2 separate regions of the Homo sapiens genome follow, and region 2 is linked to region 1. Evidence: chromatin contacts called from ENCODE Hi-C data. All regions are on one chromosome and are shown on one strand. Each heading gives the region's core, a stretch centred on a gene start or an enhancer-like site at or near the end of the contact. The rest is flanking DNA. Distances are from core to core; before and after follow the strand shown.

What was found. Hi-C counts contacts between places; a loop is a spot of excess contacts on that map. Pooled maps may share reads with other maps.
Region 2: a loop to region 1 is called in a pooled map, with 6 times the contacts of the local background. The contact joins two enhancer-like sites. A Hi-C loop is called at or near these places in 1 of 168 maps with a recorded cell type or tissue (K562), 1 of 37 single-sample maps with no recorded cell type and 8 of 50 pooled maps.

The regions. Positions count from the first base shown.
Region 1 is chr13:98,662,302-98,668,393 of GRCh38, forward strand. No RefSeq gene overlaps it. Among named protein-coding and RNA genes, the nearest start is that of SLC15A1, 87 kb to the right of the region's middle. Within about 2 kb of position 3,135, at least 2 of the 41 ENCODE cell types and tissues checked have a DNase peak (open chromatin) inside an H3K27ac peak, as active enhancers do.
Region 2 is chr13:99,266,740-99,272,831 of GRCh38, forward strand. All of the region lies in intron 4 of UBAC2 (UBA domain containing 2), which reads left to right. Among named protein-coding and RNA genes, the nearest start is that of GPR18, 11 kb to the left of the region's middle. Within about 2 kb of position 3,817, at least 2 of the 41 ENCODE cell types and tissues checked have a DNase peak (open chromatin) inside an H3K27ac peak, as active enhancers do.

The sequences.
Region 1 (6,092 bases), core at 1,885-4,384:
AATTAAAGTTTTTAAAAATCCACTCCCAGCCCAGAAAACCTCTCCTGAAAGATAGAGAGGAAGAAGATACTGTTATCATTGAATAAGCATCTAAACCAGAACAAGATGAGCATTGCAGGTGACAGCTAAAGGTGTCATGGCTCTGACATTAGGCAGATTTTACAATGTGGAGTCAGGTGATGCTCTAGGTTCTTCTCCTCCCAGGAAAGTGGGAGACAGGAGGGACGCTCCTGTCCTGGATGATTCCATTGCAAAGAGGGGGCTCCCCCTGGGTCCCCGAGGAAACATTTCTGAGTTGTAAGACTGGCTTATTTAACCATTAAAAAGACTCACATAGGCCAGGCACGGTGGCTCACGCCTGTACTCCTAGCACTTTGGGAGGCCGAGGGGCAGGCGGATCACTTGAGGTTAGAAGTTCAAGACCAGCCTGGCTAACATGGTGAAACCCTGTCTCTACTAAAAATACAAAAATTAGCCGGGTATGGTGGTGCGTGCCTGTAATCCCAGCTACTCGGGAGGCTGAGGCAGAAGAATCGCTTGAACCCAGGAGGCAGAGGTTGCAGTGAGCCAAGATCATGCCACTGCACTCCAGCTTGGGTGACAGAGCAAGATCCCATTTCAAAAAAAAAAAAGAAAAAAAAAAGATTCACATACATTTGAAAAGGATGGAGAAATAACTTCTGGAAGAAAAGGGAAAGGTGGGGCATCCCTTTCTTTTCAGCTGGGAGAATTACACCTTTGTTTTTAATTTGTATTTGCCAGATTTCAGGAATCAGGGACTGGTTCAGAGGGCTGACCCCGGAACCTGCCAGTGATCAAGCCTGGCACTGACATCACCCACGAAAACTAGCAGGAGTGGCGCAGTTTCCCCCTTCAAATGCTCCCTGCAGCCCAGCGCGAGACCTGGGCTGGGGGTCCTCATTCATGCTAGGGAACACTTCTCTGGCCAAGGTGGGGACCTGTGAGGGCTTACATCACCTTTCCTTCTCCCCACAGAGCCTAAACGCCTACCCTCTGTTACAGAAAAGGGGTCCTGATCCAGATCCCAAGAGAGGGTTCTTTTATCTCTCGAAAGAAAGAATGATGGGTGAGTCTGCAGTGCACAGCAAAAATCGTGCCACTGCACTCCAGCCTGGTGACAGAGTGAGACTCCATCTCAAAATAAATAAATAATTAAATAAATAAGAAAGTAAAGTGGTGAAAGAACAGGCTACTCCATAGACAGAGTAGGGCATTCCGGAAAGTAAGAGGAAGAGCGCGTCTGCCCTAGGTACAAGCATGTATATATACGTTGTTTATATATACGTATATATATACATTGTATATATATGCGTATATATACATTGTATATATATGCATATATATACTATGTATATATACATTATATATGCATATATATACAATGTATATATACACACATTGTATGTGTATACATATACACATTGTATGTATATATATATACACACATTGTATGTATATATATACACACACATATGTATATGTGTGTGTATATATGTATACGTGTGTGTGTATATATATGACTAAAAAAAGATGATGGGAAGATGTGCTCTTCTACAAGGGTTTGTGATAAAGGATTAATTTCATTTAATTACTATATTTTGTAAGAATCAATATTATTAACTTTAAAACAAAATTAGGAATGCCTTTGTTTTCCAGATATTGGATATCTGGACATTCCCAAGTCTGGGTCTGTCTAGTAAGTATTATCAATCTGTTCCCTTAACCGTAAACTCTAGAGGCTCAGAATGCCTGACTCTCTGGGAAAACAGCCCAGCAAGCCCCAGCCTCATTTTCCAGCCCTCACTCAAGATGGAGTCGCTGTGGTTCGAATGCCTCTGACACCTCCACAAGTCTCACGTTTCTCTCTGGTCCTGACTCACCAGATACAGTTTCTATAATGGAAAATACGAGCACAACCCATGTCAGGTGGTGAGTCAGAGATGTTCAACTGTGACTAAAGAAGCCTGCTCCACGGGTGGCTCGGGCACTGACACCTACGCAGAGGAGGAACCTGCCAGGGAGTCGCGGCTGCTACACGTTGATGTTCTTTTGTTTCCCTTCCAAGTCATCTTTTCCCAATCTAGTCCTTTCTGGAACTGCAGCCCCTGTCCTCCCTATGGCTTCTGGAGCTCTGAGTGGAGTGGGTGTTCTACTGTTTCTAAAACATTCCCTCAAAGCCTCAGGCATCTATTTGGTGGGTTTCTAACAAAACAATCAAATGTCAAAAAAAAAAGGCAAATAAATCACAAATTCAAATCCTCTGCCTCCAGACAGGTCATTGCCTGATGTTTTCAAGGTGGATAACTGCTGGTCTTCTCTTAAATGAAATATCAACATTGCCACATTCTACCGACCATACATTCATTCACTTGTTGATTCCTTTTAACAAAAATGTATTGATGGCCAACTCTGCATTGGACACTACTCTAGATGGTATGGATTTAGGATAGATTCTGCCTCTGTATGCCCCAACAGACTGAACAAATGTGGCAACCTGTGGGGTTTGAGCCATGCATCCCCAGGGATGCTTAAGTGTTCCTGGCAGTGACCAGGGACCCTTGGGAGTCATTTGCCATGTGGTCTGAATTCTGTATCTCTCATATTCCTGAAAACTGTTCAGTGGAAAGACCGGGAAACCTTTGAAAACCTTGAAAAGCATCTGGTAGCAGATAAGGAAGCAAGGAAGTTTCATTTAGCCTGTGCATTTGGCCAAAGTCTGTCATTCAGCTTTGTGGTTAGGATTGCCTTTAGAGTGTCTGACAGCAAACTTCATTGCTTTTTTGGACATCCTGACCTCATGTACCTAGGTTACCATTAAGTCTAATCAATGTAGTGATGAATGCTGTTCAGGTTAATTATTATACCTGAATACTTGCTTGCAGATATGAGTAAATATTCCAGATTAATGTGTAATGAAAACACCCAGAAAACACATTCTTTAAGCAATGCACAGGTCTTAGTTTATGGGATTGCTTTGATGAGCTTGTATTTTTGCCATTGATCAAATCAGTAAGCTCAGGAGTTAAAGAACAAATACATCTTTGCCTTTGTTGCTTGCCACTTGGAGAAGAAAGGAAGCTTAATAACTTGGTAAACATGATCAACCCCAATGCCTGCCCTGGCAAAGGTAATCCCCCAGAAATCTTGCTCCCCCACTGACTTTATTGGAAAGTGAGTGACAAATCTCACAAAAATGTGGTTTTGTGGCCACGAAAGAAATTGCTTTTGTGTTGAAACGTCAAAATTTAAAAACTGACTTCTTAAATTCTTGATAACATTGAAATAATAAATAATTTTTGATGAAATTTCAGGTTTATTTTTGTAGCCCAGAGGTTTAGTCTTTGATGATTATTTTTGGCTTCAGCATCAGCTGAATATTGAATTTAACACTCAACCATTCCCATTTGGCCAAAATAAACATTTGATGCACCTGTGGTCACAAAGACCTTCAGGCTGACTCTCCCTCACTCTCCATGACTGGTCTGTGGAGGGGTTGGGGTGGGGACAATGAAGAACAATGAGGGCAAAGGTCAAGGGGTAAACAAAATAGCTGGAGAAGTTGTGAGCTCAAAAGCTTGTGACATTAGTCTTACAGCTTACCCTCCACTAATCTCCTTTTCTTCTAAAGGTAGGGACAGCTGCATTTCTCTTTTGAGCCCAGGGCCCTGGTTGGTACTAGCATTTTAGCACCTGGACCTCCTCTTGTCCTGCTCCTGGTCTGAGTTCTTTGGTCCAGAGGCCTTGGTCCCTCTAGCACTGGGATCTCGTCTCATGCCCTAAGTCTACCTTTGAAGCTTTGCGCTCATGGCTCTGCCCCTACTGTCCATTGTCAGGTTCTCTGAAAGAACTTTCCATCTCTCAGAGTCTAAGCCTTGGTCTCACTGCATGGCCCCTTCCTGTGGCTGTTGGCTGGCTGAGCCCCACTCTCTAGATTGAGAAGGTTCTGCTCCTGTATTGGCTTTCTCTGAAAACCCTGTGGCAAGGGCACAGCTGCCATATTGATTAAGTGTAGAAGCAGGCTTGGTCAGACTGTTAACGCAAAATACACTGGAATTCAAGAAATCTTTGGAATAAACAGATAAAGGAAGAAACATACATCATAGGTACAGGCATTTTAAAAAATAGCTCTTGTAGCAAGCCAGATAACACCTGGTTTGGAACTGACACTGATGACATCAGTTAATGGGACTGAGGACCCCATGAGATGCCAGAGCAGGTAATGGGGAGGGGGCAAGCTCACTGCTACAATATCTTACTTCATCTTGATTATATGCCTGGAAGAGATGCTCAGAAATATTTGCCATAGAATTAAATGAATTGGAAATCCTTTTACGTCTGTCTTTCCAAAGCATGCTGTTAATATTTGATTTAACAATTTACGATGACGTTTTCATTTTTCATTCAAAATTTTTACCCTGAAGAAAATCTCAGGCATCAGAAAAATTACAAGACTAGAATAATGAGGCTGGGCTCAGTGGCTCATGCCTGTAATCCCAGCATTTTGGGAGGCCGAGCCAGGCAATCCCCTGAGGTCAGGAGTTCAAGATCAGCCTGGTCAACATGGCGAAACCTCGTCTCTACTAAAAAATACAAAAATTAGCCAGACATGGTGGTGGACACCTGTAATCCCAGCTACTCAGGAGGCTGAGGCAGGGAGGATTGCTTGAACCCAGAGGCGGAGGTTGCAGGGAGCCGAGATCGTGCCACTGCACTCCAGCCTGTTCTACTAAAACATAGTACAACGAATTCAACAAATTTCATACAATCTTTACCTGAATACACCAATTCTAGCCATTGTTACATGTTTGCTTTCTTGCTCTCATTCTTTCTTTCTCTTTCTCTCTCTCTCATAGTATAGTATCTCATAAGAACAAAGGCATTCTGTTACCTAACTAGAGTACAATTAGTCAGAGTCAGGAGATTGAATAATAACACTCTTCTACTAGCCCAGGCGCAGTGGCTCATGCCTATAATCCCAGCACTTTGGGAGGCTGAGGCGGGCAGATCACAAGGTCAGGAGTTCCAGGCCAGCCTGGACAACATGATGAAACCCTGTCGCTACTAAAAATACAAAAATTAGCCCGGTGTGGTGGCGCATGCCTGTAATCCCAACTACTTGGGAGGCTGAGGCAGGAGAACTGCTTGAACTCGGGAAGCGGAGGTTGCAGTGAGCCGAGATCGCACCGTTGCACTCCGGCCTGGGTGACAAAGCGAGACTTTGTCTCAAAACAAAAAAACAAAAAACAACACTCTTCTATTATCTAACCAACTGTCCAGTAATGTCCTTTAGAACATTTCTTTCTGATCCAGGATCTAGCCCAGGATTGTGACTTGTATTTGGTTGTCATGTGTCTTTCCTTTCCTTTATCAAGACCAGTTCCTCAGCCTTTTCGTTTTGGTCTCCAATTATATATATATATATATATTTGTCTTTCACGACATTGGCATTTTGTAGGGGTACAGGCCATGTGCTTTGTAGATTATTTCCCCATTTTATCTTTGTTTCCTAGTGATTATGATCAGCTTTCTTGATTAGAATCAGGTTGTTCATTTGTGGCAGGGTTTCTACATAAATGATGTTGGATCCTTCTCAGTGCAATGCATTAGGAGGCATGTGATGTCAGCGTGTCCCATTACTGCTGATCACTCAGGTAAGACAGTACCCTCCCGGTCTCTCCACTACAAAGTTCCCTTTTTTCCCATTGCAATTAATAAATTAATTGTAGGGATAGGCTTTGAGATACATCCTGTGCCCCATTGTATTAGTCAAGGTTCTCCAGAGAAACAGAACCAATAGGATGTGTGCATGTGTGCGTGTGTGTGTCCATGTGCGTGTGTGTGTGCGCGTGCACAGAGACAGAGACTGATTTAGTTTAAGTGGCTCCTGCAACTGTGGAAGCTGTTGAGTCCAAGATTTGCAGAGCTGGCAGGTTGGTGGCCCAGGGAAGAGGAGATGTTGCAGCTTGTGTCTGAAGACAGTCTGAAGGTAGGATTTCCTTTTTCCTCAGCGGACCTTAGTCTTTCTCTTCAGGCCTTCTGCTGATTGGATGGCCCCCCTCCCCCATTAGGAA
Region 2 (6,092 bases), core at 2,567-5,066, 610 kb after region 1:
GTTCAGTAGTGTTAAGTTCATTCACACTGCTGTGCAGCCAACCTCCAGGACATTTTCATCTTCCCAGACTGAAAGCCTGTACCCATCATACAGCAAATATCTCTTCAGTCCCTACTTTCAGTTCTTTTGGGTTATATCCCTGAAAGTGAAATTGCCGGATCGTGTGGTAATTCTGGTTTTAGTTTGTTGGGGAATGGCTGTATCGTTTTCCCCAGCAGCTGCACCAGCAACACAATGCCCAGTTTCTCCCTATCTTGGCTCGCAGGCACACCTCTCTCACACTCGCCCTTCCCTCCCCTCCCTCCCTTCCTTTCCTGTAGTAGCCATCCTCATGGGCATAAGGTGGTGTCTCATTGTGGTTTCATTTCCATTTCCGATGATGAGTGACTTCAAGAATCTTTTCATGGGCTTCTTGGCCATTTATATATATTTCTTCTTTAGAGAATTGCCTATTCAAGTTCTTTGCCCATTTGTTAATCTTTCTTGGTTGTTGAGCTGTAGGAGCTCTTTATGTAATCTAGATGTTAATCCCTTATCAGATGATTTGCAAATATTTTTTCTCTTACTCCGTAGGGTGCCTCTTTTCTTTGTTGATTGTGTCCTTTGATGCAATTTTTGGAGCATATTTTAGGCTTGCTCATTTATCATATTTTGATGATAAGGATGAATTTCATAGCTTTAGATTTCTAAATGGTGAGGGGAAGGGAGGGGAGGTTATCCTGAGTAAAATCAATGAGTCCTTTTGGAACCTTTCCTCATGACTTAAGCCGAAGCAGTATTTTCCTGCAGTCCTCAGCACCTTTGCCTTGTCCAGGAGGATATAAGTAAGGAAGGAAGAAACTAGCTCTGTTCCAGAGTCTGCTCACTTCAGAGCCTTCCACTTGCTACTGCTGCTTTCTTATGCTCTGAAAGGTATCTGCCTTTATTATTATAGTCATTTGAAATTGAAAGAGTAACATTTATCTTTTTGTAGCATTCTTGGTCCCTGCTGTTCTGATTAATATTTTATCAGTGATAAAAAATACCAAAATATAGTGTGTTTGCTCATCAGATTTGCAAATTACAAAAACTAGGAGGATATTTCAGTAATGGTGGAGGCTAAGCTTCTGTAACAAACCGCTGACACAGTGGCTCAAAGAGCGCAGATGTTCATTTCACTTTTGTAACCACCCTGTGGGGTAGGCAGGCTCTGTACCGGTAAGTCGTCAAGGGCCTGGTCTGGTGGAGCACCTCTGCTTTCCTCAACATGTGCCTTCCAAGGAGGCTCCATGGCTTCTGCTTCCAGCTGGTGTGGAAGAAAGAAGGGGCATGCAGGAGGAGGGATTGCCTTTCCCCAGGTGCCTTCAAGGTTGCAGATGTCACTCCTGCTCCCAAACCATTGGCAAGAACTTGGTCACGTGGCCACACCTAATCACAGGGAGGCTGGGAGATGTAATCTTACCTGGGCAGTTGTGTCCCTGGAGATAAGGGAACAGTGGGTTTTCGGGGAGCTGCTAGCAGTCTTCTCAGAAGAACAATAGCTCTAACACATTAGCTGCCTCAGCAAGCTGGAGTTTTGGGCTTTATAGTCAAAATATGAAACATAGAAGGAGGCCAGGCATGGTGGCTCTCACCTGTAATCTCGGCATTTTGGGAGGCCAAGGCAGGCAGATCGTTTGAGTCCTGGAGACCATCCTGGGCAACATAGCAAAACCTTGTGTTTACATAAAATACAAAAAATTAGCCAGGCGTGGTGGCATGTGCCTGTAGTCTCAGCTACCTAGGAGGCTGAGGTGGGAGGATCACCTGAGCCTGGAGGGCCGAGGCTGCAGTGAGCCATGATCCTGTCACTGCACTCCATTCAGCCTGGGCTACAGAGTGAGACTCTGTCTCAAAAAAAAAAAAAAAAAAAAAAAGAAACACAAAAGGTAAAGAAGGTAAGAGAGAGAACATTAGGTCTTTCTCTTGAGTCTTAAAAATCAGCTGTAGAGGCACTGAATGATAGAGTTGTTTGGCTTGTGAAATGGCATCATGGAGTGACTGCCAGTTGACACTAATATGCCCCTAGATGCCATTTGTAGGATTACAGGGAAACAAGGATGTTGCTGGTGGTCCAGGTTGGCATCAGGATGGGGTGGAGATGGAGATTGGCCATGGGAGAAACAGGTGGAGAACAGGCATTGCTTACCCCAGAGAGAAGAAACTGGGGCAGAACTGTCTTCCACTGTTGAAAGGGCTGCCCAGTGAAAGAGGAGTTAAATAAGGGGGGAATGGCCTGTGGTGAATGAAGACCACGGGGACATGCTACGGGATATAGCTTTGGGCTTGGCATAAGGAGTAACTTTGCAGCACTCACTGTCTCAAGATGAGGTGATCTCCCTTGGGAGCTGCTGAATTTGACACTGAGGATACTCAGGCTGTGGCTGGGAGAGTGCGAGGCAGGGGTGTTGCAGGAAGTCCACTCATTGGTAGGTACCACAAATGGAGTGCCTATGAAATCCCTTTAAACCGTGAGCATTCTGTGGTTTAAATGAGCTATATTCTGATTCTGTGCTCTTCTTTATTGTGAGATTCATAAGTAGGCTTAGAGAACTAGAGAAATTAATTGGAGTCCAGCCAAGGGACCGCATTTCCCAGGATGTTCTGTGCAGCCTAGTACTGGTACAGCAGAACTTGTTCCAGGACATAATTCACTGCAATGTAGAGTTATTATTATATTTCTCAAATTCTGTAATACAAAGAGGTTTGATATTTTTTCTATATAATCTAAGTGATTGATTTTTTGCTTTCTTATAAGCAAGGGGTATTTTTAAATTTTGAAGTACGTACTTCCAGAAAGTCTTTATAAATACTTAAAGAGGAATAGAATGAGAAAATCCTGACACCATTAAGGTAAGAGCTAAATAATGAGTTGGTAGGGTGACATATTTGAAACATTTATAAAATAAAATATTCAAAATAAATTACATTTTTCATATTATTACTACGAATTCTTACAGAACTTCAATCTAGACTGTAAGCTTCCATGTTAAAGCTGTTTTCCCCTTTCTGAAATGAGCATGCTCAGCAGTTCAGTAGGCATTGCCTGCAGTAACACTGCACTAGATGGCAGTGTTACATAGAACTTGATAAAAGCTTTAACTCCTCTAAAATAAGTTATTAAATGGGGATCATATGGTGAAACATTTTTGTAATAAATAACAGAATGGTATTATACTTTATACAAACACCTTTAACAGTTTGATACCCTGTGACTATTTCATAAAGGCGTGTGCTGTAGTTAGAATTAAAAACTGGTATTGTGTATGTGTGTTAATTTTTCCTAAACAACACAATAAAGTATTTTAAACACCACTGGTATAGCAATTGTGAAACTCCTATGATGTAAACCTAAGAATGATTTTTAGTTCTGATTATTCATGGGCTCAGCTCAGCACAGTTCCAAATTTTAACTACGTAAGGTGAGGCAACACACTACTTGGCCCTAATAGTAACATTAAAGAAAAAAATAATCATTATCTGAAAATTATTGAGCTAATCAAAGAGAATTGTAAGCAGATATTTTTATCAAGGGCATATGGTAATATTGTTTGCCATTTTGTGTCTCTTTGAAGTCTTATATGAACCACAGACTGTTTTCACTAGAATGCACATGTATGTAAATGTTAATAAGAAAATAATTGGAATTTAGCAGAGGTGAATATTATGGTCACATTTATAGTCATCAGCTTTTGTCTTCCTAAATAATGCTCCTTAGCTAATTCTTGGGCACAGATCAAGTGTTAGATTTTAATTACTACTTTTTACATTTCTATATCAATGTCCAAGATTATAGTGGTATCAACAACAAGTAGAATATTTTCAAAACCCAGAAAGTAAGTAAGTAGGGAACGAGAGTTTGTACTTAGAAACATAGTTAGATAGAAATTGATGGTTGATGGTGTGGACATGCACATGAGTTCTGAAGAAGAATAAAAATAAGGAACAGGAAGCTGAACTGTAAAAGATGATTTTCAGTACATTGCGTACTTTTATTAACTTAGAAAATATGCTAATCTTTTATGGTAAATTATGGAGGAAGTCAATTTCAGTCATGTTTTAGGAGAAGAAAGAATTTCCAAAGTGAGGAAGAGAATAGCTTGACACTTCCTTGTATAAAGTAGCCACTTAGTAAATGTTTGGGTATTTATGCATGCATGAATGAATGAGAGAATTCTACCTCATATTTTACAAGAGCAATCGGCTCTTTTCTGATTTCCCCAATCTTTTTGCATTCTCTTTTCCTCTTGTTAAATTATTTGTTGAGCACCTACTTTATGATAAGCCTTGTTCTGGGCTCTGAGGATCCTGCACTGATCAAAGCAGACAAAATCTTTGTCCTCATCGACTGTACATTGTAATTGAGGGTAAAAGACAGTAAACAAAATAAAAATTTGTAATATATATATGCCAGATCATGATCTGTGTTGTACAAAACTAAATAAACTAGGGAAGGGAATGCCAGGGTGTGAGTGGGATTGCAGTTTTAATAATTCTAGTAAGGAAAAGCTTCAGAAATCAGGTAATATTTGAGCAAAGACCTGAAGGGGTCAAGGTGTGAGCTATGTGGAGATATTGGGGAAAGTATTCCAGATATCAGAGACTGCCAGTGCCAAGGCCCTCAGGTGGAGATGGGACCATCCCGTACGTGGACAGCTGGAGCAGAGTGATGGGGGGATGGGGTGTGGGAAGATAGCAGGAGATGAGGCCAGGGAGGTAAGAGTGGTCACTGTCCTGTCAGGCCATTGTACTAATTTTGGCCTTTAATCAGGGCATTCGGGAGCCATTGCATGATGCTTTGGGAGATGAAGTCATGTTGGCCTGTGCTTTCTTTTCATTGTTTCCCATTCTTTTTTAAAAAAGCACTTAATCATTTTATACATACTTAGAGTTTTTAAATTGTTTTTCACTTCTGCTTCTCAGGTTATCAAATTCTCCCTCAGGGTAGTCTGTTGTTTCTTAGAGTTTTAATTTTTTATTGTGAACTCATTTTCAGTGGTTTCATTTGCTCTTCGAGTCCCCATGTCCCCCAGCTCACAAAAGTATCTCTGTTGAGGGATTTTGTGTTTACTACTGCTGGGTCCTGAGGGGTTTTTGTTGCCTGGATTAGCTTTTATATTATTTTCTTACCTTAGAGCTCCCAGACCATTCAAGTGGGGGTAAATCTAGGCCACAAATTCAGGTATGATGTTGGCCTTAGATTTTAATTTTTTGTTAGGACTGTTTGATCTTTTTGTTTCCAAGGCTTTTAATGTAAGCTAACTTTCTTTGTTGTTTCAGCAGACTATAAATGGAATATTTTTAGTCTTCTCTCTAAAAGACAGTGATCTTTGATGGTCTGGGCTCAGTCCCAGCTCTCTTTCCTTGAGCTGCTTAAGGTCACCTCTTTTAGCTCTACTAGACCTAAAAATCCCAGCCCTCAACTCCAGGGGCTTGTATCTAGGTCAAGTGCCTTGTGGGCCACTAAAGCAGCCCATATTTTAATTTCTATCTTTGTTTCTGATATCTGGGTTCATTAGAGAAATTTTTAAGCATGTATAAGAAAGGAGAGAACACTGTAATGAACCCCATGTTTCAACATCACCCACTTTCAACACTGATCAACTCATGGCCACCTTGTTTTATCTATATCCTTAATCTTAAGCCATTCTCATGGGCCTGTGACAGACTCTCTTTGGCATATAAACCCAGGAGCAGGAATGTAGGGTCATAGGATATATGAGTGTCTTAGTAAACTCGTGCTGTCATAGAGTGGGTGGCTTACACAGAAATTTATTTTCTCACAGTTTTGGAGGCTAGAAGTCCAAGATCAGGATGTTGGCATGGTCAAGTTCTGGTGAGGGCCTGCCGTCTTCCTGACTTGCAGATGGCCACCCTCTTGCTGTGTCCTTACATGGCTGAGAGAGCTCACTTTGGTCTCTCTTCCTCCTCTTACAAGGGCACTAATCTCATCATGGGGGCCCCACCCTCATGACCTCACCTAAACCTAATTGCCTCCCAAAGGTCCTACCTCCAAATACCACCACATTGGGGGCTAGTGCTTCAACATATGAATTTAGGGGTGGGGGGAGACA